Linked DNA regions of Homo sapiens: region 2 is linked to region 1. Evidence: chromatin loops called from intact Hi-C (ENCODE). Cell type or tissue: endothelial cell of umbilical vein. All regions are shown on one strand. Each heading gives the region's core, and the rest is flanking DNA. Links, peaks and the distances in the headings are about the cores only. Region 1 overlaps SLC39A11 (solute carrier family 39 member 11). Region 2 overlaps SLC39A11 (solute carrier family 39 member 11).

Region 1 (11,073 bases), core at 1,853-9,852:
ACGCTCATCGTCATAAACCTGTCATTTCTGCCTACGTTAATGTAGAAATTTGAAACAAAGCTTGTAAAAAAAAATACCTAGACGATGTTCTTGAAATTCGCAAGCTGATGCTAAAGTTCACATGGGAAAATATGCTGTAAGAATAACCAAGAAACTTTTGAAAAGGAACGTAATACAAGTAATACAGAAGACGAATAGATGATAAGACGTGAAGTTGCAGCAACTGAAACAGAATAGTACCTGAAGAGGCAGAGCTGAAAAGATTAAAGCGGCACCATATAATAAAAATAGAATGTGAGGCTGGGCACGGTGGCTCATGCCTGTAATCCCGACACTTTGGGAGGCTGAGGCGGGTGGATCAAAGAGGTCAGGAGTTTGAGACCAGCCTGGCCAAGATGGTGAAACCCCGTCTCTACTAAAAATACAAAAATTAGCCAGGCATGATGGTGGGTGCCTATAATCCCAGCCACTATGGAGGCTGAGGCAGAGAATTACTTGAACCTAGAAGGCAGAGGTTATAGTGAGCTGAGATCATGCCACTGCATTCCAGCCTGGGTGACAGAGGGAGACTCCATCTCAAAAAAAAAAAAAAAATAGAATGTGAGCTACAAATATAACATTAAATTTTCTGGTAGGCACAATCACCAAGGGGAAGGAAACAGGTGAAATTAATTGTAATAACATATTTTATTTTATCCAAATATATCCAAAATAGTTTCACTTCAATAAGGTAAGCAATATAAAAATTGGTAATGAGATATTTTATACATATATATTTTTAGTAAGTCTTCAAAATCCACTGTGTATTTTTTATTTATAGCCCATCTCAATCTGGACTAGTCACACTTCAAGCACTCAATACACACATATGGCTGGCTAAATGGCTAGTTTATTATTCACCTTAGGACTACAAAAATCCAGAAGCAAATACGTAAATACATCTTCTGATTTAGTAAATTTTATAGCTGGCATTTACATTAACGGAGAAAAGATGGATTATTCAACAAATGGTATCAAGACTTCTGAGAGCCATCTGGAAATACATACATTTTAATCTCTATCTCACTTTTTATACCAAAATAGATTATTTTAATCCCTATCTCACTTTGTATACCAAAATAGATTCTGGATGAATTAAATATTTAAATGCAAAAAAAAAAAAAAAGGAAACCAAGTTGTAGAAAAAAAATAGGTATTTTTAATCCTCTTGGAATGAGGAAGACTTTACTAAGTATGAATCAAAAAAGACTAAGTTCAAAGAGGTACAAATTAAATAAAAATCTACATGGTTGGAAGCACCATAAACAGACTCACAAGTGACCAACTGAGAAAAGAATTATAATAATATTGCAGATAATTTTCTGAATACACAAGGAGCTCCAAAATAATGAGTTAGGAAAGACCAACCATGGAACAGAAAAGTAAGAGAAAGACACAGACACTTCACAGAAAGGGAAATACAAACAGCTTTGAAACACGTGGAAAGATGCTAAGCTGACTAATAAGACAAAGCTGTAGGCCGGAGCAGTGGCACACATCTGTAATCCCAGCCACTTGGGAGGCCAAGGCAAGAGGATTGCTTGAGGCCAGGAGTTTGAGACCAGCCTGGGCAGCATGGTGAGACTCCATCTCTAAAATTTTTTTTTTTTTTTAAACAAAGAAGACTCCATGAAATACCATTTTTTACCTATTCCTATTAACAAAAAATCAAAAATTTTACTAAAACCCTATAGGGATGGGGTATGGATAAAGACATTCTCAAACATTGCTGGTAAAAGTATAAATCAGTATAAGCTCAAGGAAGGGCAACTTGAGAATTTCTGTAAAAGGGAAAATTCACAAATATCCACTGTATAATCCCACTTTCAGAAACTTAGTTTTATAGATATGTTCACATGGACTCAAATACAGACGGTAGCTACTTTCTATCTGATGTGGTCCAAACTGGTCATTAATAGGTTAATTTTAAACATGGAAAATGGGAAGAATCTCCCCCCAAAAGTAATTTTAATTTCAAGCAAATAAATGTGCATTCACTTGCAAATCTTATGATGTAAATCAGAGGCCTCTTTCGTCCATATCGGTCAACTGATAAAAGTTCTGTTTCGTCTATTTTGCAAAAACCTTGTTCGTAATACTTCATTTACAATCTTCAGATTTTGTTTCTTTAAAGTGGTGGAAAGACTTAAAGACACCTGGGGAGAAATCTGGAAATAGAATCTCCATTTTTCTAATTCGTTGCCAAGTCTTTTTTTTTTTTAACAGCTGTCTCTACTATGCCTTATTTGACAGAAATTTGGTGATTCAATGTTAGCAAATCTCTTCAAATCTGAACTTTCATTAAAATTACATAACATTTGATGAAATCAAATGATGGCAGCAAGTGCAGCTAAAATAAATAGTTGGATTAATGAACAACTGACTCAGGTTGCACTGACGACAGGGCTGCAAGTGTTTGGAGTATAATGGGCAGCAGAAACACAGAGTGTCTATTATCCATGCATCTCCATCCAGGCAAGGTCAACTCAGAGAACGTCTATTAAATATCCACCAGGATATTCACTGCATCACTGTTCCTAAGAGTAAAGGACATGAAACAATCAAAATGCCCCTCAACAGGGAACTGATTAGATAACTCACAGTACCTTCATTTGATGGAATAGTACCCAGGGTGTTTTTTGTTGTTGTTTTTTGTTTGTTTATTTGTTTTTGTTTTTTTTTTTGAGACCAAGTCTCACTCTGTAGCCCAGGCTGGGGTGCAGTGCCGCGATCTCAGCTCACTGCAGCCTCCACCTCCCAGGTTCAAGCGATTCTCCTGTCTCAGCCTCCTGAGGAGCTGGGATTACAGGCAAGCGCCACCACAACCAGCTAATTTTGTATTTTTAGTAGAGACGAGGTTTCACCATGTTGGCCAGGCTGGTCTCAAGCTCCTGACCTCAAGTGAACCACCTGCCTCGGCCTCCCGAAGTGCTGGGATTACAGGTATGAGCCACTGTGCCCAGCCTGTTGTTGTTGTTGTTTGCTTTTGTTTTTAAATAAAGCAACATATATGGATGTGCTAAGATGGAACTCCTCTGTCCAAGATGTGGTGAAATCAGGCTATGGAACAGACTAATATATCTACACTTACATGCTTAGGGAGACAGAAAGCACCTCTGGAAAAATACAGAAAACAACCTGGTTACAAGTGGTCACCTCTGAGGAAATAAAATAAGTAACCAGAAGACAGAGGTGAGAGAAAGACTTTTCACCACAGATCCCTTTGTACCTTTTGAGTGATGGGCTGTGGGCAATTTTCTCTTTCAAATCAGAGCCAGGCTCTTCACCCAGACTCCATAAAGATGCCCAACGGTGAGAACGAAGTCGGAAGAAAAGAGGGGTTGCTGAGAGCTGGTGAGTTACTAAGGAAAAGGGAACCCTGGGATCTGCCCTCACCATCTGGGCAAGGCTCCAAGGGAAGTGGGGATCTGTGAAATCCCCAGATGGATTTGGGAATCTAAGAGCAGGGGCCCTCTAGACCCCTTTCCTGAGTGCTGTTCAGGGGGGTGGCAAGCTCCAGAGAAGTGCCAGCAGAGGGGTAACCAGGCAGAGAGGACCTGGGTAGCCTCAGGTTTCTCATGGCTCAGAGTGGGGCTGGAATCGTGGAGTGATTCTGGGAGCCTCAGAGCCACATTGAAATAGAGAAACAGGAGGCAGGCCCATCGAATTGCCACTATCAGCAGCAAAAAAACCCAGCTCTTGCCCCTGTTCTTCCCCCATGAAGCAGAACGGCCTTGAAAGCTGCTTGTAGCATTGCATTGCACAGAGCATGGGCAGAACAAACTCAGCCACCCCAGGATGGGCACAGAAGTAGCCATGAGACCTGAAGGGGCTTGGTCAAACCCGGCCCACAGTCTGTTTTTGTAAATAAAGCTTTATTGGAACTCAGACATTTAAAAAAAAAAAAAAAGAAAGAAAAGAAAAAGAAAATTCAAGAAATAAGATTCCTTTCCCTTGGGTGTTGTGGGATACATGTAAAGCCCAGGCACACTGAATCCACAGGCTTCCCAGGAGTTCGAGTTTTATTCAGCAAAGCAGCTGTTCTCAAAGTGGGGTCCCCAAGGCCAGCAGCATCAGCAACACCCAGGAACTTGTTAGCAAGGCAAGTTATCAGGCCCCATTCCAGGCCTCTGGTGGGCCCAGCAACCCGTGTTTCCGCAAGACCTCCAGGGGATTCTCATGCACTCTCAAATGTGAGAATCACCGCAGTGAAGCAACGCCTTTTACAGGGGCTGAGAAAGGTGAAGTCTCACCGCATCTGGTTACCATTCCTGTGTGCCACAAAGTATTTTATCAGGCTCTGAGTCATCTGACATTTCCTTCTGGAAGCAGAATGTTAAATGAATAAGGAGGAAGGCCATTTGTTTATCTGAAACATAACAATATCCCAAATCTATTTCATTTACTTCTAAAGCTAATGATTCTGCAATCCAATAACTCTAGAGAATTGCACACAGCAGCAATAACCCTCTTATGGAATCAATTTTCTCTGGTTAGGAACAAAGAATTCTCCCCTCCAAAAATCCAACCTGCATTGATTAGTTCATCAGAGCACACTAGGAGGCCCAGCCGGGCTAGAGGCAGGGCAAACACAGTAAGTTGTCTGGGGCCACACCTCCCTAGGAATGTGCACACTCCACGTGGCTGACGCCACTCCACAAGGCACCAGGTACAAGGCAATGATCTGCTCATGCTTAAGTGGCCTGGGAGGGACATACAGGGGGGAAAGGACAGAAAGAGCTAGCTGAGTGAGGGCCACGCAGACAGCGCCCACAGAAGGAGGAACATGTCACAGAGTCGCTCTCTGAATTTTTGCCCACAACTTTGCTGACGGGACTAGCCAGCTATATCTGACCCTATCAGGTATTACCCACTTGTGACATTCATTTCCATGCAAACCTTCTTTATTTGCATGGGGCCTGCCTTTTTTTTTTTTTTTTTTTTTTTGAGACAGAGTCTCACTCTCTCACCTAGGCTGGAGTGCAGGGGCGCCATCTCGGCTCACTGCAACCTCCACCTCCCAGGTTCAAGCAATTCTCCTGCCTCAGCCTCCCGAGTAGCTGGGACTACAGGCATGCACCACAACACCGAGCTAATTTTGGTATTTTTAGGAGAGACAGGGTTTCGCCATGTTGGCCAGGCTGGTCTCGAACTCCTGACCTCAGGTGATCCACCCACCTCAAACTCCCAAAGTGCTGGGATTACAGGCATGAGCCACCGCATCTGGCCAGGCCTAACTTTTTATTACTGTCTTTTATTTATTAATCTTCCTGCAATCGATGCCCTATCTCCCTGTGATGGGTTGAACTGCATTCCTGCAAAAGATGTTGTCTATAAATGTGACCTTTTTTGCAAACAGGGTCTTTGTAAATGATCGAGGTAAGATAAGGTCATTAGGGCAGGTCCCAATTCAATATGATTTTTTCCTTATAAAAAGGAGAAATTTGGACACAGAGACAGGCACACAAGGAAAATACTACGGGAAGACTGGAGTTATGCTACTAGAAGCCAAGGAACCACCAAAAGCTAGGAGAGGGGCTTGGAGCTCATCCTTCCCTGGAGCCTTGAGGAGGCACATGGCCCTGCTGACATCTTGAGGTCAGAATCTTAGAACTACTTTCCAGAAAGTTCTAGCCTCTAGAACTGAGACAATAAATGTCTGTTGTTTAAGCTATTCAAATTGTGATATATTGTTCCCACAGCCCTAGGAAACCAGTTCACTCCCCAGTAAGACTCCAGGGTCCCCCAGAAGCCTGACGGCTGTGGAGCTAGCTTTGAAAGCCAGGACACCCTAGTCACAACACAACCACTAGGGGGAGATGTTGAGGTGATGCAAACCACGGCTGGGGAGCTGGACAAACTGGTGGTTGCCAAGCCTGGCCATGCAGACAAAGCCCCGGTGAAGCTTTTTAGAAATACAGACGTCTAAGCTCCACCCAAAGCCTCCTAAATCAGAACATCAGAAAGTCGAGTGTGACGCGCCACCTGCCAGGCACTGGCCCACAGACCCTCCAAGGACCCTTCCAACTGTGAGGTCCCATTACTGCCACACTGCTGCACCCTCCACCCCCAGCTAGCCCGAGGGGGCTCCATGGATCAGGAGCATCAGCCACCTTGACAGCTTGGGAGACACATACAGTCTTGGGCCCCAACCCAGACCTGCCAAATCATCATCTGCATTTTAACAGGCTCCCGGGGTGAACCGTGCACACATTCAGGTGTGAGAAGCACTTGTAGATTGGATATAAGACATAATCACAGGCCGGGCATGGTGGCTCATGCCTGTAATCCAAGCACTTTGGGAGGCTGAGGCAGGCAGATTACTTGAGGTCAGGAGTTCAAGACCAGCCTCGCCAACATGAGGGATGAACTGGTTACTGTCTTCAACTACAATGACTAGTTTTTTATACCAGAAGGGAAAGAATAAAAGCACAGGGTATTGTCCAATAAACCACAAAGCTCTGACATAGTATGGATGTGTGTTCCCTCCAAATCTCATGTTGAAATGTGAGCCCCAGTGCTGGAGGAGGGCCTGGTAGGAGGGGTTTGGGTCACGGGAGCAGATCCCTCATGAATGGTTTGTTGCCCTCCCCACAGTAATGTGCGAGTTCTCACTCTGTTGGTTCAGGAGAGCACTGGTTGTTTGAAAGATCCTGCTAGTTCTTTTGCTCCTTCGCTTGTCACGTCACACATCTGTTCCCCCTTCACCATCTGCCATGATTGGAAGCTTCTTGAGGCCCTCCCCAGAAGCAGATGCTGGCACTATGCTTCTTATACAGTCTGCAGAACTGAGAGCCAAATAAACCTATTGTCTGTAAATTACCCAGCCTCAGGTATTCCTTTATGGCAACACTTAATGGACTAAGACACTCCACAAGGACCTGAAGTTTGTCTCTTATTAGGTAATCACCAAATGTACTTGTGTAAAGTGTATCCAGTTTGAGTGAATGGGGCACTTAGCATACAGTTCCTGGATTTGTGACAGAAATAAGATGGAATGAACAATTAATCCCACAATCTACTAAAGAAATCAGTAAGAGGTACCCTGACACTCCCATGGCAAATTCAGAAATGTTAAAATATGCTCCCCATTCCCCAAAAAGGGGACTGAATGGGCTATTAGGGGAACAGATGGCTTGCACTAGAATTCTTTAGCAATCTCTGGAAAATAAGAAATGTTTTTTTCCTTGCCTAAAGACAAAGTCCTGAATCAGAATACCCCTTCCTCTTCCACACCAAGTCTTTCTCCACTCCAAAACTTCATGACACTTACAGAGAAAGGTGAAGCCCCAACGGTTGTTTTGGGAACAATCTCCCTCATCCACTCACCCATCCAAAAATGACACCACTTAAAAAAACAAACAGCCGGTGGGGGCTACTTCTTCCCATGTTCTCGTCCTGAATCGTAAAAGAGCAAAGCCTACTTTCCATTATTACTCTTGGCATGAATGGTTTAAAAAGAGCATCTATAAACCAGAAAAGAGAGCCACGTAAAAGTCAGCTCTCTTTTTTATTATTTTTGTGAGTACATAGGTGTGTATATTTATGGGGTCCATGAGATGTTTTGACACAGCCATGCAGTGTGAAATAAGCACATCATGGAGAATGCGACATCCATCCCCTCAAGCTTTTACCCTTTGAATTACAAACAATCCAATTACACTCTTTATTTTAAAGTGTACAATTAGGCTGGGCACAGTGGCTCACGCCTGTAATCCCAACACTTTGGGGGGCCAAGGCGGGAAGATCACCTGAGGCCAGGAGTTCAAAACCAGTCCGGCCAACATGGTGAAATCCCGTCTCTGCTAAAAACACACACACACACAAATTGGCCGGGTGCGGTGGTACATGCCTGCAATCCCAGCTACTTTGGAGGCTGAGGCATGAGAATTGCTTGAACCTGAGAGGCAGAGGCTGCAGTCAGACAAGATCACACCACTGCACTCCAGTCTAGGTGACAGAGCGAGAACTTGTCTCAAACAAAACAAAACAAAACAAAACAAATGTACAATTAAGTTATTACTGACTCTAGTCACCCTACTGTGCTATCAAATAGTAGGTCTTACTCATTCTTATTCCACTTTTTTTTTTACTTTTTCATGTTGCAAATCTGAAACTCGGTACCTTTTAAACAACAACTCCCCTTTTCTCAGTGCCCCTAGCCCTTGGCAACCGCAGTTCTACTTTCTGTTTCTATGAATTGTGTTACTTACTTATTTATTTATTTATTTATTTTTATTTTTGAGATGGAGTCTCACTCTGTTGCCCAGTCTGGAGTGCAGCGGCATGATCTCGGATCACTGCAACCTCCGCCTCCCAGGTTCAAGTGATCCTCCCACCTCAGCCTACTGAGTAGCTGGGATTACAGGCGTGAGCCACCACGCCCAGCTAATTTTTGTATTTTTAGTAGAGACAGGTTTGCTCTTTTTAAGATTACAATATGCAGGCAGAGCATGGTGGCTCACGCCTGTCATCCGAGCACTTTGGGAAGCCGAGGAGGGCACATCACTTGAGGTCAGGAGTTCGAGACCAGCCTGGCCACCACGATAAGACCTCATCTTCATCTCTACTAAAAAGATGAGGAAGTTCTAGAAATCTGCTTCACAACAATGTGAACGTATTTATTAACACTACTGAACTGTGCACGTAAAAATGGTTATGCTGGTCAGTTTTCTACTACGTGTCTTTCACCACAATAAAAAGAAAGATAAAAATAAAACAACAACAACAAAGAAAACAATTGTCCATCCTTACTCAATGCCAGAGGCTGCAGTCCCACAGCACAGCCAGATCTTGGCTGTATTTCACAGAGTTCTCCTGACTCTAGAATCATCCTTCCTTTAATTGTTTGATCCTTTTATTTGCAATGAAATGATTTTACCAAGATAACAGTACAAGTTTCTCTTACATTTCTTGGAGCTACTATCATCCCTTATAACATAACAGCGAGGGTATAAATATTCCATTACGTCAAATCATTTTGTTTATACTATCCCAGGATATGTCTTAAAGACATAGATTACCTTTAAATGATCTAGTCTTGTATCTGTTTTTGCCTTCTAATAGAATTTTTAAAGGGCATCTACCGTTCCAAGAAATTATCATTGTATTTGGGAAGTATGTTCATTTATAATGACAATTCTGTCATGCACCCTCACCTTCCATAGTTTATCAAGCTGGCTTTGAGTGAAGACTGTTTTTCTTATTCCACTGTTTCAAGATGTGGATTTTTGCATTTGTTAAGAGAAGGTGATAAACTCTCATCTTGAAAATGAAACAGATCATTACGTAAAGTCTCCACCAGTATTTGAGCCCTGGTATACCACTCTTCCAGTGATGGGCTTCACATACAGAAATTACGAAACTTATTTAGGGACATAACTGTCACCTAGGATAAAATGACTGCTCTCGTTAGAGGCTCTTCAGTAAATTTCTTTTGTCTTCATTATTTCAGTAATTTATTCTTTCGATGAGACGTCATCCTAAACTACACAGCCTAAAAATGGATAATGCTGCACGTAGTATCAGACTATTTGCAGATGATGCTGTAAGTGACTTACCCATCTTAGTACATGAAAGGCATAACATCAAAAATATTCCATCTCAAAAGCAAGCATTAGGCTGCAAAATTAATTAAACAAAAATTGGTGACATGCACTACCCTTAGGTCCTGCTTGGTCTTACAGTTAGAATGCTGACATTCAAACCGATGCAGAGCCTTGATGGCTGCTACAAATAAATTATTCCAACCAGTTACAAACCCTAAGACTGCCGGGTTCAGACAGCTTGATCCTAGTCACTACAAAATGACCAAGAAAGAAGAAAATAAATGAATAAATACAAAATGACCAAGAAGGAAAAAACCCCCAGGAAGGGTTCAAGTATAATAGTGTGATATATTAAAGAAACACATTTCCTTTTCCTATCAGGATTTTTTTTCTCTCTCTTTTTCAAGATGGAGTCTCCCTCTGTTGCCCAGGCTGGAGTGTAGTGGCGTGATCTCGACTCACTGAAACCTTGGCTTCCCAGGTTCAAGCGATTCTCCTGCCTCAGCCCTCAGCCTCGCGAGGAGCTGGAGCTACAGGTGCACGCCACCAGGTCCAGCTAATTTTTTTTGTATTTTTAGTAGAGACAGGGTTTCACCATGTTGGCCAGGCTGGTCTCAAACTCCTGACCTCAAGTGATTCACCTACCTCGGCCTCCCAAAGTGCTGGGATTACAGGCGTGAAGAACCGTGCCTGTCCCATATCAGGATTTTCTAATAATTCTCCCCGACCAACACACACACATCTACACTAAAATCTTACAGTGTATATATATATAACCTAGAGACTAAAGTTTAGGCTGCTTAAGTTAATGACTGTCAAGACCAGGGACCATTACTGTTATACAAAGTACGGAAGAAATATTTTGGTGACTATTACATGAGACAAAGTCTGCTGATCTACTGTCAAATACAATTCGTTTTTCCTTTACTTTGAGGTCATTTAGTCAATAGTTTTTAAGACTCCTTCTTAAGGCAATCTTTCAGAAATGTAGAAGAGTACAGAGAATAACAAGATGTAAGTCCACGTACCAACGATCTAGATTTAATAAAGGTTAACCTGTTACCATATTTGATTCAGATTTTTTAAGTAAACTATTACAGAAAGAATTGCAGCTCTTCTCTCTCCGCACCAATTAGAGGTACTCAATATCTGAAAAATTCCATGGGTATGCTTTATAACGCTATTTTTACACTTTTAATACCATGCTAATATATTTTTATATGTCTACAAAAAATTCACACTATTATTTTATACAATTTCAAACTTTAGTTAAATAGTATTTTACTGTATGTAGCATTCGGCAACTTTTGTTATTTTTATTTATTTTTTAATTTTTTTTTTTTTGAGATGGAGCCTTGCTCTGTCACCCAGACTGGGGTGCAGTGGCGTGATCTCGGCTCACCACAACCTCCACCTCCCGGGTTGAAGCAATTCTCCTGCCTCAGCCTCTCAAATAGCTGGGATTACAGGCCCACGCCACCACACC
Region 2 (11,073 bases), core at 2,027-10,026, 79 kb before region 1:
GGGACTGGCAACAGAGCCCTGCCCTCTTGAGCTCTGAGCAAACATATAAAATCAGGTGTGTCCTGTCTCCGTACATAAGAAGTAGAGATTTGGGTACGGTACAGATGAAAACACCCACCTGGATGGGCCGGGAAGGCAGACCACAGGAGAGAGGCTCGGGTTTGGACTATAACTGGATATTTGTGTGAAGATTCACCACTGTCTTCCCCAGCAGACTACAAGTTCTAGGAGGGCAGGGCCATGTCCGCCAGTGCACACTAGAATTAAATATATTCCCAGCAGACAGCAGAATGCCTAACACCCATTAAGCTTTTGCATAAACACCAGTGGCAGTGAGTTGAATGGGGTCCCCTCTAAGATTCTGAATTCTGCTCTTCAACACTGCTAAGACTCTTAACAGGGTTGATTATGGGAACAGATGCTGGTGGCTCACCCAACCTATGTTGGCACTGTGCTGCATGCATGGGGCCCTGAGATAAAGACACAGCTAGGGCCTCCCTGGGGAACAGGAAACAGGGTCTTTGCAGAGGTCATAAAGATAAGGCCATCTTGGATTGGGGTGGGCCTCAAAGCCAGTGATGGTATCCTTATAAGAAGAGGAGAGGCCGGGCACAGTGGCTCACACCTGTAATCCCAGCACTTTGAAAGGCCGAGGCGGGTGGATTACCTGAGGTCGAGAGTTCGAGACCAGCCTGGCCAACATGGTAAAACCCCGTCTCTACTAAAAATACAAAATTAGCCAGGCGTGGTGGCACACGCCTGTAATCCCAGCTACTCCGGAGGCTGAGGCAGGATAATCGCTTAAACCTGGGAGGTGGAGGTTGTGGTGATCCGAGATCATGCCATTGCACTCCAGCCTGGGTAATAAGAGCGAAGCTCTGTCTCCAAAAAAAATAAAAAGGAAAAAAAAAAAAGGAAGAGGAGAGGACACACAGAGGCCAGGCGACATCAAAAGCAGAGACTGGAGTGATGCGGCTACAAGCCAAGGAATGCTAAAAATAGCTGGGGCTACCAGACACTAGGAAGAGGCAAGTAAGGATTCTCTCCTTGAGCCTTCAGAGGGAGCATGGGTGGCCCTACTGACGCCATGATTTCAGACCGATGGTCTCCCTGAGAAAATAAATCTCTACGGTTTTAAGTCTTCCAAGTTTGTAGTAATTTGTTAACAGCAAACTACTCCATAGGAAATGAATGCAGTTGCTAAGCGAAGAATAAATGAATAAACAAATCAACAAAGAGATGGCTGGTCCATACCAGCATGCCAAGAGCAAATATCTATAGATAGAATAACCGGACATACTTTGAAAACCAGCAAGGGAAACAATAGGCTTAACATGCAGCTGGTGGAGGTAAACCAGGTGTACAATTAGCTTAACAACCAGTGGGTACCCCTCTGGTTTCTTCCAGTGGGTACCCCTCTGCCCAGGAGGAACACTCAGTCCCAAGGCCTTTTTCCAGCACCATTACAGAACTATTATAGAGTGGATCTTGCCTTGCAAATAAGGGAAACTCAGAATTATTTTGTTTTTTGTTCTTCTTAGTCAAAGATGATAAATTGTAGTTAGAAAAAAAAGTCATTAAGAAATTCCATTGAAATAGGCCGGGCTCGGCGGCTCATGCCTGTAATCCCAACACTTTGGGAGGCCAAGGTAAGTGGATCACCTGAGGTCAGGAGTTGAGACCAGCCTGACCAAATGATGAAACCCCGTCTCTACCAAAAATACAAAAAATTAGCAGGGCGTGGTGGCAGGAGCCTGTAATCCCAGCTACTTGAGGAACTGAAGCAGGAGAACTATTTGAACCTGGGAGGCAGAGGATGCAGTGATCCAAGATCAGGGCACTGCACTCCAGCCTGGGCAACAGAGCAAGACTCTGTCTCGAAAAGAAAAAAAAAAAAAAAAAAGAAATTCCATCAAAATAAACAAGAAAGGGCCAAAGGAAAAACAAGTTCTTCTTCTTGGATGGATCTTCAACAACAAAAGCCCATTGCAGCCCCTGATGCTGGGTCTCTCTGAGGCACAACTCCATCTATAATACTCGCTAGTTCCTAAGACCCCGATTCAGACATAAGAAAAATAATCAAAGTTGCTCACGCTCTGTAGTGACCTCTTGCAATAGGTCCAGCCACTGTGACTCTCTCAAAGGTTTATTTGCAGCACTGTGACCGTAGAGGCCCCAGCCAGAGCACAGAGGGGCAGCCAAGCCCCCGGGTAATGAGCAGACACAAAGTCTCACAGCCCATGAGCACCAGGTCATTTATCTTCCTAGTTTTGTTCATTAAATTTGAAGGGGGAGGTGGAGAGAGAAGATAATGGAGGAAATCAATGTGAATTTTTCAAAGTAATCGGGCTTGATTGGTCTTTTTATTTGTCTAGGAAGGTCTGTCTGCCTAGAGGACTGGGAGACAAAATATCCTGAGGTCTCAATAACCAGCCTCCTCCCAGAACCGGAAAACTCAACTGCCCTTGCCCTAAAACCATGCCCCACCTCCCTCTCACCCTGCTATATGCATAACAGGAGCAAGTGAGCTCCTGGGCAGGAAAAAAAGTCTGCACCCTCCTGCTAAAACTCTTAATAGTGCTGAAGACGGGAACAGATGCTGGTCACTCACTCCACATGGGCCAGGCACTGTGCTGTATACATGGGAACCCTGAGATGAAAACACAGCTAGGGCCTCCTTCCTCAGTAGTCATTACTGCTAGGGAGGGCAGATGACACAGAAACTGCAGTGACAGAGGACACTCCCTCAAAAGCGGTGAGCCCAAGCCGGGCGCGGTGGCACACACGTGCAGTCCCAGCTACTTGGGAGGCTGAGGAAGGAGGAACATGTGAGTTCGAGAGCCCAGGAGTTCGAGAGCAGCCTGGACAACACAGTGAGACTCTATCTCTAAAAAAACAAAAAGAGGTGAGCCCAGAGTTGGAAGCCTGGGGACGATTTTCCAGTAATAAAGGGGAAGGGCATTTCAGGCAAAGGAACCCAACACGTTCAGTCTCCACTGAATTTTCACCATACAGTGTCCAAAATAAGGAAGAGCGGCCACAGACACTCTTTGGTGGTGACAAAGCAAATCCTATCAGCTTCACTCTGGTCTGCATGGCAAGAGTCTGTCACCTAGACACAGCCACTCTGAGCAGGTGCAGGGCCACTCTGAGGAATGTGGTGAAGGGAGGGCTCGCCTCGCAGCAACAAGGAAGGTCCCAGAGCACCCCAGGCCTTTGCCACTGAAGGAATCCTGAGTTGGCCTGAGGAACCCTCTGGGCTCTAACTGGGCCCCGGTTTGTTTCTTTCCTTCTCAGGTGGCACTGACGGGCCAAGGGATTCAGGATCTCAGAGCGAGAATTACTTCATAGGCATGAAAAGCCTTGTGATATAAGTGATTCTCTCACAAATGTGGTCCCCGAAGGTGGGCAGGAGGGCATGGCTGCATTACAGAACCTTTCCCCCTCCTGGAAAAGCTCACCAGTCCCATCAGCAGGGATTTCTTTACTCAAGAAAAGATAGCACGGCTGGGCACAGTGGCTCACGCCTGTAATCCCAGCACTTTGGGAGGCCGAGGCAGGCGGATCACGAGGTCAGGAGATCGAGACCATCCTGGCGAACATGGTGAAACCCCGTCTCTACTAAATATACAAAACATTAGCCAGGCGAGGTGGCGGGCACCTGTAGTCCCAGCTACTTGGGAGGCTGAGGCAGAAGAATGGCATGAACCCGGGAAGCGGAGCTTGCAGTGAGCTGAGATCGCACCACTGCACTCCAGCCTGGGCAACACAGCGAGACTCCATCTCAAAAAAAAAAAAAAAAAAAAAAAAAAGATAGCACAGGCCATGATTCTCCTGGAGAATGACCAGTATGAAAATAGCAGTGCTTTGTGGCTGGATGGATTCTGTTTCTGTTTCCTATTTTTTTTTTTTTTTAAATAGTGTCTAGGCCAGGCACAGTGGCTCACACCTGTACTCCCAGCAATTTGGGAGGCCAAGGCAGGCGGATCACCTGAAGTCAGGAGTTCCAGACCCGCCTGGCCAACATGGTAAAACCCCATCTCTACTAAATACACAAAAAATTACCCAGGTGTGGTGGCACATGCCTGTAATCACAGCTATTTGGGAGGCTGAGGCAGAAGAACTGCTTGAACCTGGGGGACGGAGGTTGCAGTAAGCCAAGATCTCACCACTGCACTCCAGCCTGGGTGACAGAGCAAGACTCTGTCTCTAAAAAAAAAAAGAAGACAAGGTCTCTCTTGGTCACCCAGGCTGGAGTGCAGTGGCGCAATCTCAGCTCACGGCAGCCTTAACCTCGTGGGCTCTACCCAACATCTACTGTCAACCCTGACCCCTGCAACTGCCACTCCTGGCATGAAGAAGAACTCAACTCTTTTTTTTTTTTTGAGACAGAGTCTCGCTCTGTCGCCCAGGCTAGAGTACAGTGGCGTGATCTCAGCTCACTGCAAGCTCCGCCTCCCGGGTTCACGCCATTCTCCTGCCTCAGCCTCCTGAGTAGCTGGGACTACAGGCGCCCGCCACCACGCCCGGCTAATGTTTTGTATATTTAGTAGAGATGGGGTTTCACTGTGTTAGCCAGGATGGTCTCAGTCTCCTGACCTCCTGATCCGCCTGCCTTGGCCTCCCAAAGTGCTGGGATTACAGGCGTGAGCCACCACACTCGGCCAAAGAGGACCCCAACTCTTGACGCTCTTTTGGGTTCACAACGAGCTAGAGTAGAGCAAAAGGGCCAGAATGAGGAGTCTGGTTAGACAACACCTCAAAAGTTCCTACAAGTCACATGGGAGAGAGGGCAGATCCAAGGAGCTCCACAATGGCAAAGGAAAGCAGATGAGAAACTGGCTGCGGCCAGGTGACCAGACCCCATTCAGGAGTCCACGGGAGAAGAGGAGGAAGTCAGCCAGAGGTCTGAGCCACAAATGGCCAGGAAGCCAGGCCAAGGAGTCTAAAATAGTCAGGATTGAGAGACGTGGGCACCACGGGTGAGAAGGACACCTGTGCCTTTGCAGGCAGTGTTTCCTCCTGGGCTTCCTTCCTACCCAAAACCAGAACGGGGCTTGGCTGGGTCTGTGCACACAGTTGGAAACAGTGGACAAGTGCTGGCACAGAGAGCTGGGGAGGTGGATGCAGGCAACTCCTGACCCAGCACCTGGAATGATGCCTAGGCCAAGGGTATTTCAGCTGGCCTGCCTTGCTGTGAGAGATATACACTGAATCCTCCTGACTCCAACTGATGACAGAAGGCAACTCACCTGAAACAGACCTTGTTTAATGAAACAGGGCTTTAATGGACAAATCAGCATAACATCCACTGGCAGAATTTCCTTAAACAAATCCGATTAAAGGCCCAAAATCAAAATACACTTAGGTTTCAAATGATGCTTTCCCTGGACAGCAAACTTCATAGATCACTATGATGTGTCTTATCTTCCACCTGCTTACACTCACCTGGAAACCTGCCTTGTTAAAGTGTACGAGAACATGGAGACCACCCTTCAAGTCACAAATCCTGCCAGCAGTGCTCCTGGGCCAGCTCTTGCACCGGAGATCAGGGCTGCCTAATCAAAGCATCTGCTCCTTCCTGGAAGGCTCCAACAGCCAATTCCACTAAAGCATAAGGCACTGACCATCCCAGAAGAAGGAAAATGGGCTGATTAAAGTCCCACAATCACCAGAGGAGATAAGTGGGAAGAGAGAGCTGGCATTTAGGAAGCAGTGAGATATTTCCTGTGTTTTCACACAGCGAGTCCCTCCTGCTCATATCTCTTCCTGTCCTGCTGGAGAGCACAAGGAAAACACCATCAGAAATGAATGAGTCACGCGCTGGGTGCGGGGGCTCAGAACTGTAATACCTGCACTTCGGGAGGCCGAGGCGGGCGCATCATTTGAGCTCAGGAGTTCGAGACCAGCCTGGCCAACATGATGAAACCCTGTCTCTACTAAAAATACAAAAATTAGCCAGGCACAGTGGCACGTGCCTATAATCCCAGCTACTCGGGAGGCTGAGGCACAAGAATCACTTGAACCCAGGAGGCGGAGATTGCAGTGAGCCGATATCACACCATGGCACTCCAGTCCACGTGACAGAGTGACGGAGCGAGACTCCAACTCAAACAAACAAACAAAAATAAATGAGTGAATCAGGAAGATGGTATGAGACCTCCTGCCCATGTGGAGCGGGCAGAACTTAAGTGGGAACCTGAAAGATCTTCCTGCCTCACAGAAGTTCTGAAATAGTCATCCTTTCTCGCTTTCCTCCCCAGAAACAACAAACAGAGTCAACTGCTCCTTACTCCAGCCCACCTCCATCCCACTCCACTCAGGTGATCCAGTTCCATTCCCCTTAAATGGGTCCATGCAGAACCTCCTACTGCAGATAAAGCCAACAACCACATGACACATGAAACCCACAGAACTCTGCAGGGAAACAGTCTGCACCCATATCCCACGCCACAGACTGCGGTGCACAGCATGGGGCAGTCACCAAAGCGGGGCGTAGGGGAGAAGTGGAAGGAGGAGACAGGTCGTTCCTGGACGTGGGAAGGGGTAGAGTGTGTTGAGGTGAGCAGGGGCAGGGCACAGAGGAGAGGACAGATACATCACTTATTTACAGCTTGGCTCTTGTCTTCTCATGGGAGCACTCCAAGCCTTCTATGATGTAGGCCTTAGTTCCTCCTTCTCCCTGAATGTCCCTTTATTCTGCATGTGCCACAAGTGAGACATCAGGCTATGTTCTGGCATCCAGGGCCCGTCCCTTCAGTGGCCGTCCTCACTGAAACCCAAGGCTTCTTTAGCCAGCGTCCAGGCCAGGTGCTCTCTGCCTCCTGGGATGTTAACCAGCCAGCCTAATAAATCCACAGGTGTGAATGGGTTGAGGCTGGGGGCCTCCACTTTTTCTCAGATAAAGAATATTTTATCAGTATTCTTTTGGTGGCAGGGAGCAATCCTGGGAGAGAGATTTTGGGGGTAGGTAAAGTCTTACAGCCTCCTTCAAATCGCTGCTGCAACCTGCTAGCCACACACACAGGGCCAGGCTGGCCACTTCGGGGCCAAAACAACACGGCTGCATCTGACCAAGACACTATGTGACTTGCGACAGGACACTACCGTGCCGTCTCTGCCAAGGGCAGGAGAACTGTCCAGAGAGCCCCGGCTTGCCAGGCTGGTTCTCCATGAAAACAGGTCACACAGGCCATCGAGGCGGATGGGTTTCTTTAGGAGGATTCTGAGGAAGCGTCTACAGCCCATGGGGTGACCACCAGTCAGTAAGGGAGGAGACGGGCATGCTGTAGGGGTGATGCTAGGTGCATGCCAAATACCAGAGGGCAAAGGACCCCAGCATGGTGTCATTATATGGGTGAGGCCTTCACCCCAAACTGCCAGGGTGGCAAATCCCAATTGGATGGGTAGAAATTACCTTTAACTGCCCCACGCTGACGCATGACTGTATCTCCCCAGTCAAACAAGGATGCTGGCCAGAGAAGGTTCCAGATCTTATACTATGACCAGGGATGTTTCCACTCCCTCTCCAAGGCACGGGAGCCAAGCCTGGTCATCTCACAGGATATAAAGATTAACCAACAACATCCACATTCAAACGGAACCCCAAAGCTAAACAGAGGTATCTCAAAACCATACCTTTCAGACAACAGAAATAATCTCAGAGAACCGTTTCCTAAGAGCAGGTTGCCTCAGAGTGCATTCTGGAAAAATCTTTTTGTTTTGTTGTTTTTTGGGAGTCAGAGTCTTGTTCTGTCACCGAGGCTGGAGTAAAGTGGGGCAGTTATGGCTCACTGTGGCCTCAACCTCCTGGGCTCAAGCGATCCTCCCACCTTGGCCTCCCAAAGTGTTGAGATTACAGGCGTCAGCCATTGCATCCCACCCATTCTGGAAAATTCTAACTGGTCCAGTAGGTATGAAGAATGCGATTCTGGGGAGAGTCACGTTGCCTGTTAGCAAATTAACCTTAGAGGGGTCTTGCACTTCAGAAACACATTGACTTGAATCCCATTTTCCAAGCTCACTTGACCACTCATTATTAGCACCCATCAGACGGGTCTCCATGCAACACGCTCTGGAGAAAGCAAACTGGAAAATTACGAAGAAAGAACTGGTCCAGGGGTTCTTAAGCTGGGCTTCAGACATTCAGGAACTGTCCAAAATCCTAAGGAAAAAAAAGAACTGTCTATTTGTGTCTTTTTGTTAGGGAAGAGGATCCTCAGCTTCCACAGGTTCCCAACAGGGCTGTATCTGCCAAGGTGAAGAATTGTTGATTTATGCCAAAGTCCTCACTCACCAATCAGGAAACAGAGGCTTGCAGAGCCAGTTTGCTCAACTGTCTTTCTTTCTTTTTTTTCTTTTTTCTTTTTTTTTTTTTGAGACGGAGTCTCGCTCTGTTGCCCAGGCTGGAGTGCAGTGGCGTGATCTCGGCTCACTGCAACCTCCGCTTCCCGCGTTCACGCCATTCTCCTGCTTCAGCCTCCCGAGTAGCTGGGACTCCAGGCGCCCGCCATTACGCCCGGCTACTTTTTTTTTTTGTATTTTTTTAGTAGAGACGGGGTTTCACCGTGTTAGCCAGGATGGTCTCGATCTCCTCACCTCATGATCCACCCACCTCGGCCTCCCAAAGTGTTGGGATTACAGGTGTGAGCCACCGCACCCGGCCTCCTCAACTTTCTATAGCAGTTACAGCAGAAGGTTGGACTGGAACCCAGATCTCCTCAATTCTATCACAACATTTTTAGTCGTAAGTTGTTTGCCAAGGCTGATATTACGAAGAGGGGAGGTGGGAAGGGCTGAAAAACTACCTGTTGGGTACTACGCTCCCTATCTGGGTGGTGGGGTCATTCATACCCCTCAGTGAGTATCACATGATATACTCATATAACAAACATGCATATGTATCTCCTGAATCTAAAATAAAAGTTGAAATTATTTTTTTAAAAAAGTAAAAGAAACCGGGTGCGGTGGCCCGTGCCTGTAATCCCAGCACTTTGGGAGGCTGAGGCAGGCAGATCTCTTGAGGTCAGAAGTTTGAGACCAGCGTGGCCAACGTTGTGAAACCCCATCTCTACTAAAAATACAAAAATTAGCCAGGCGTGGTGGCATGCGCCTATAATCCCAGCTACTCAGGAGGCTGAGGTGCGAGAATCGCTTGAACCTGGGAGATGGAAGTTGCAGTGAGCAGAGATCGTGTCACTGCACCCCATCCTGGGCAACAGAGCAAGACTCCGTCTCAAAAAAAAAAAAAAAAAAAAAGGCTGGGCACAGTGACTCATGGCTGTAATCCCAATACTTTGGGAGGCCAAGGCAGGCAGATCACTTCAGGCCAGGAGTTCAAGACCATCCTGGCCAACATGGTGAAACCTCATCTCTACTAAAAATATAAAAAATAGCCGGGCGTGATGGCAGGCACCTTTAATCCCAGCTACTCAGGAGGCTGAGGCAGGAGAGTCACGTGAACCCAGAAGGCAGAGGTTGCAGTGAGCCAAGATCACACCACTGTACTCCAGCCTGGGCAACAGAGCAAGACTCCACCTCAAAAAAAAAAAAAAAAAAAAAAGAGTGTTCTTTGCATCAGAATAATACCAACCATAGCACCACACTTTGCCCAGAACCTCCGTGGGACTTCTACTCACAACTCAGTATAGGTTCTTTTTTCTTGCTTAATACATATTAAAACCCACTTATAAAACAAGTAACAGAGTAATCACACCTTTATAAATAGACCTTCCCTGTACACATAAAATAAAATAATATCGCTGCCTCCACCATACGGATTTAGAGATGAACCAGTTTTTTAAAACACTCATAGGTGGGAATTGAACAATGAGAACACTTGGACACAGGAAGGGGAACATCACACACCGGGGCCTGTTGTGGGGTGGAGGAAGGGGGGAAGGATAGCATTAGGAGATATACCTAATGTTAAATGACGAGTTAATGGGTGCAGCACACCAACACGGCACATGTATACATATATAACAAACCTGCACGTTGTGCACATGTACCCTAAAACTTAAAGTATAATTTAAAAAAAAAAAACTTTACACAAAAACGTTCTCTTTTTACACATCTCGTGGTCTCCCTCACATCTGCATCTCTGTAGTTTGCTGGGTCCTGTCTGGAGTGCCCTTACCCTCCCGACCTCCCTTTTCCTGTCAGCCTCCTCGTTCTCCTTCCGCTCGCCCAGGCAATCTTCTGTCCTTCCTAGGAGAGGCAGTCTGATTCTGATTCTTCTGTGAAGACCACCCTGAGCACATCAAACAAAACCAAACCCCACCTCAACCATTCTGAGCCCAGGCTGGAGTACAATGGTGTGATCTCAGCTCACTGCAACCTCTGCCTCCCGGGTTCAAGCAATTCTACCACCTCAGCCTCCCGAGTAGCTGGAATTACAGGCACACATCACCATGTCCGGTTAATTTTTGTATTTTTAGTAGAGATGGGGTTTCACCATGTTGGCCAGGCTGGTCTTGAACTTCCAACCTCAGGTGATCTGCCCGCCTTGGCCTCCCGAAGTGCTGGGATTACAGGCGTGAGCCACTGCAGCCTGGCCCAGTTTGGAAATTTCTAACAAGCAGTTGAAAATGCAGGGCTGGTGCTCAAGAAGGCGTTCTGAGCAACGTGATGGGATTTGGGATGCACAGGCACACTCCTGGTGGGCATTGGTGCTGCAGGCATGAAAGATGTTACCCAAGGAGCGTGCCAACACCAAGGAAAAGGAGGAGGTTTGAAGAGAGCCAGACCTGGGTTTAACCTCTGGTTTTTCTAGCTAATAAATGAGCAGCTAAGTAAGCCTCTCTGAGCCCCAATCTCCTCATCTCTAGCCAGTCCAATCCTATGATATGGACCCTGCAGAAGCCTGGAGAGCTGGAACTTCACGATGTCTACAGAGGACCTAGTGCAGTCCCCACCAAGCAGGAGGCATTACAACAGAAGCCACACACAGAAGACCTCAAGGCAACAGGGGAATCTGGAGAAGGTGGTGCCCCAAGTCAGAAGAGAAAGTGGCTGTTAACATTATTTACATTCTTAGGACAATATCTTTTTTTTTTTTTTTTAAGTGATGGG

The links. Peaks named below come from ENCODE experiments on the same cell type or tissue, not always from the same donor. Only the 100,000 strongest peaks of a DNase experiment are listed, where the experiment ranks them.
Region 2: a loop joins it to region 1, with 8 times the contacts of the local background. A loop is called at or near these places in 2 of 110 quality-filtered maps.

The regions. Positions count from the first base shown.
Region 1 is chr17:72,980,445-72,991,517 of GRCh38, forward strand. The region is part of intron 4 of SLC39A11 (solute carrier family 39 member 11); the gene reads right to left. Among named protein-coding and RNA genes, the nearest start is that of SLC39A11, 110 kb to the right of the region's middle. RefSeq lists a silencer at 5,824-5,873. In endothelial cell of umbilical vein, for the core only: a CTCF peak has its summit at 5,828 (motif pointing right); DNase peaks (open chromatin) are centred at 4,307 and 5,857; H3K27ac peaks cover 754 bases.
Region 2 is chr17:72,901,387-72,912,459 of GRCh38, forward strand. All of the region lies in intron 5 of SLC39A11 (solute carrier family 39 member 11), which reads right to left. Among named protein-coding and RNA genes, the nearest start is that of SLC39A11, 190 kb to the right of the region's middle. In endothelial cell of umbilical vein, for the core only: no CTCF peak of the experiment used is centred there; a DNase peak (open chromatin) is centred at 5,735; H3K27ac peaks cover 1,334 bases.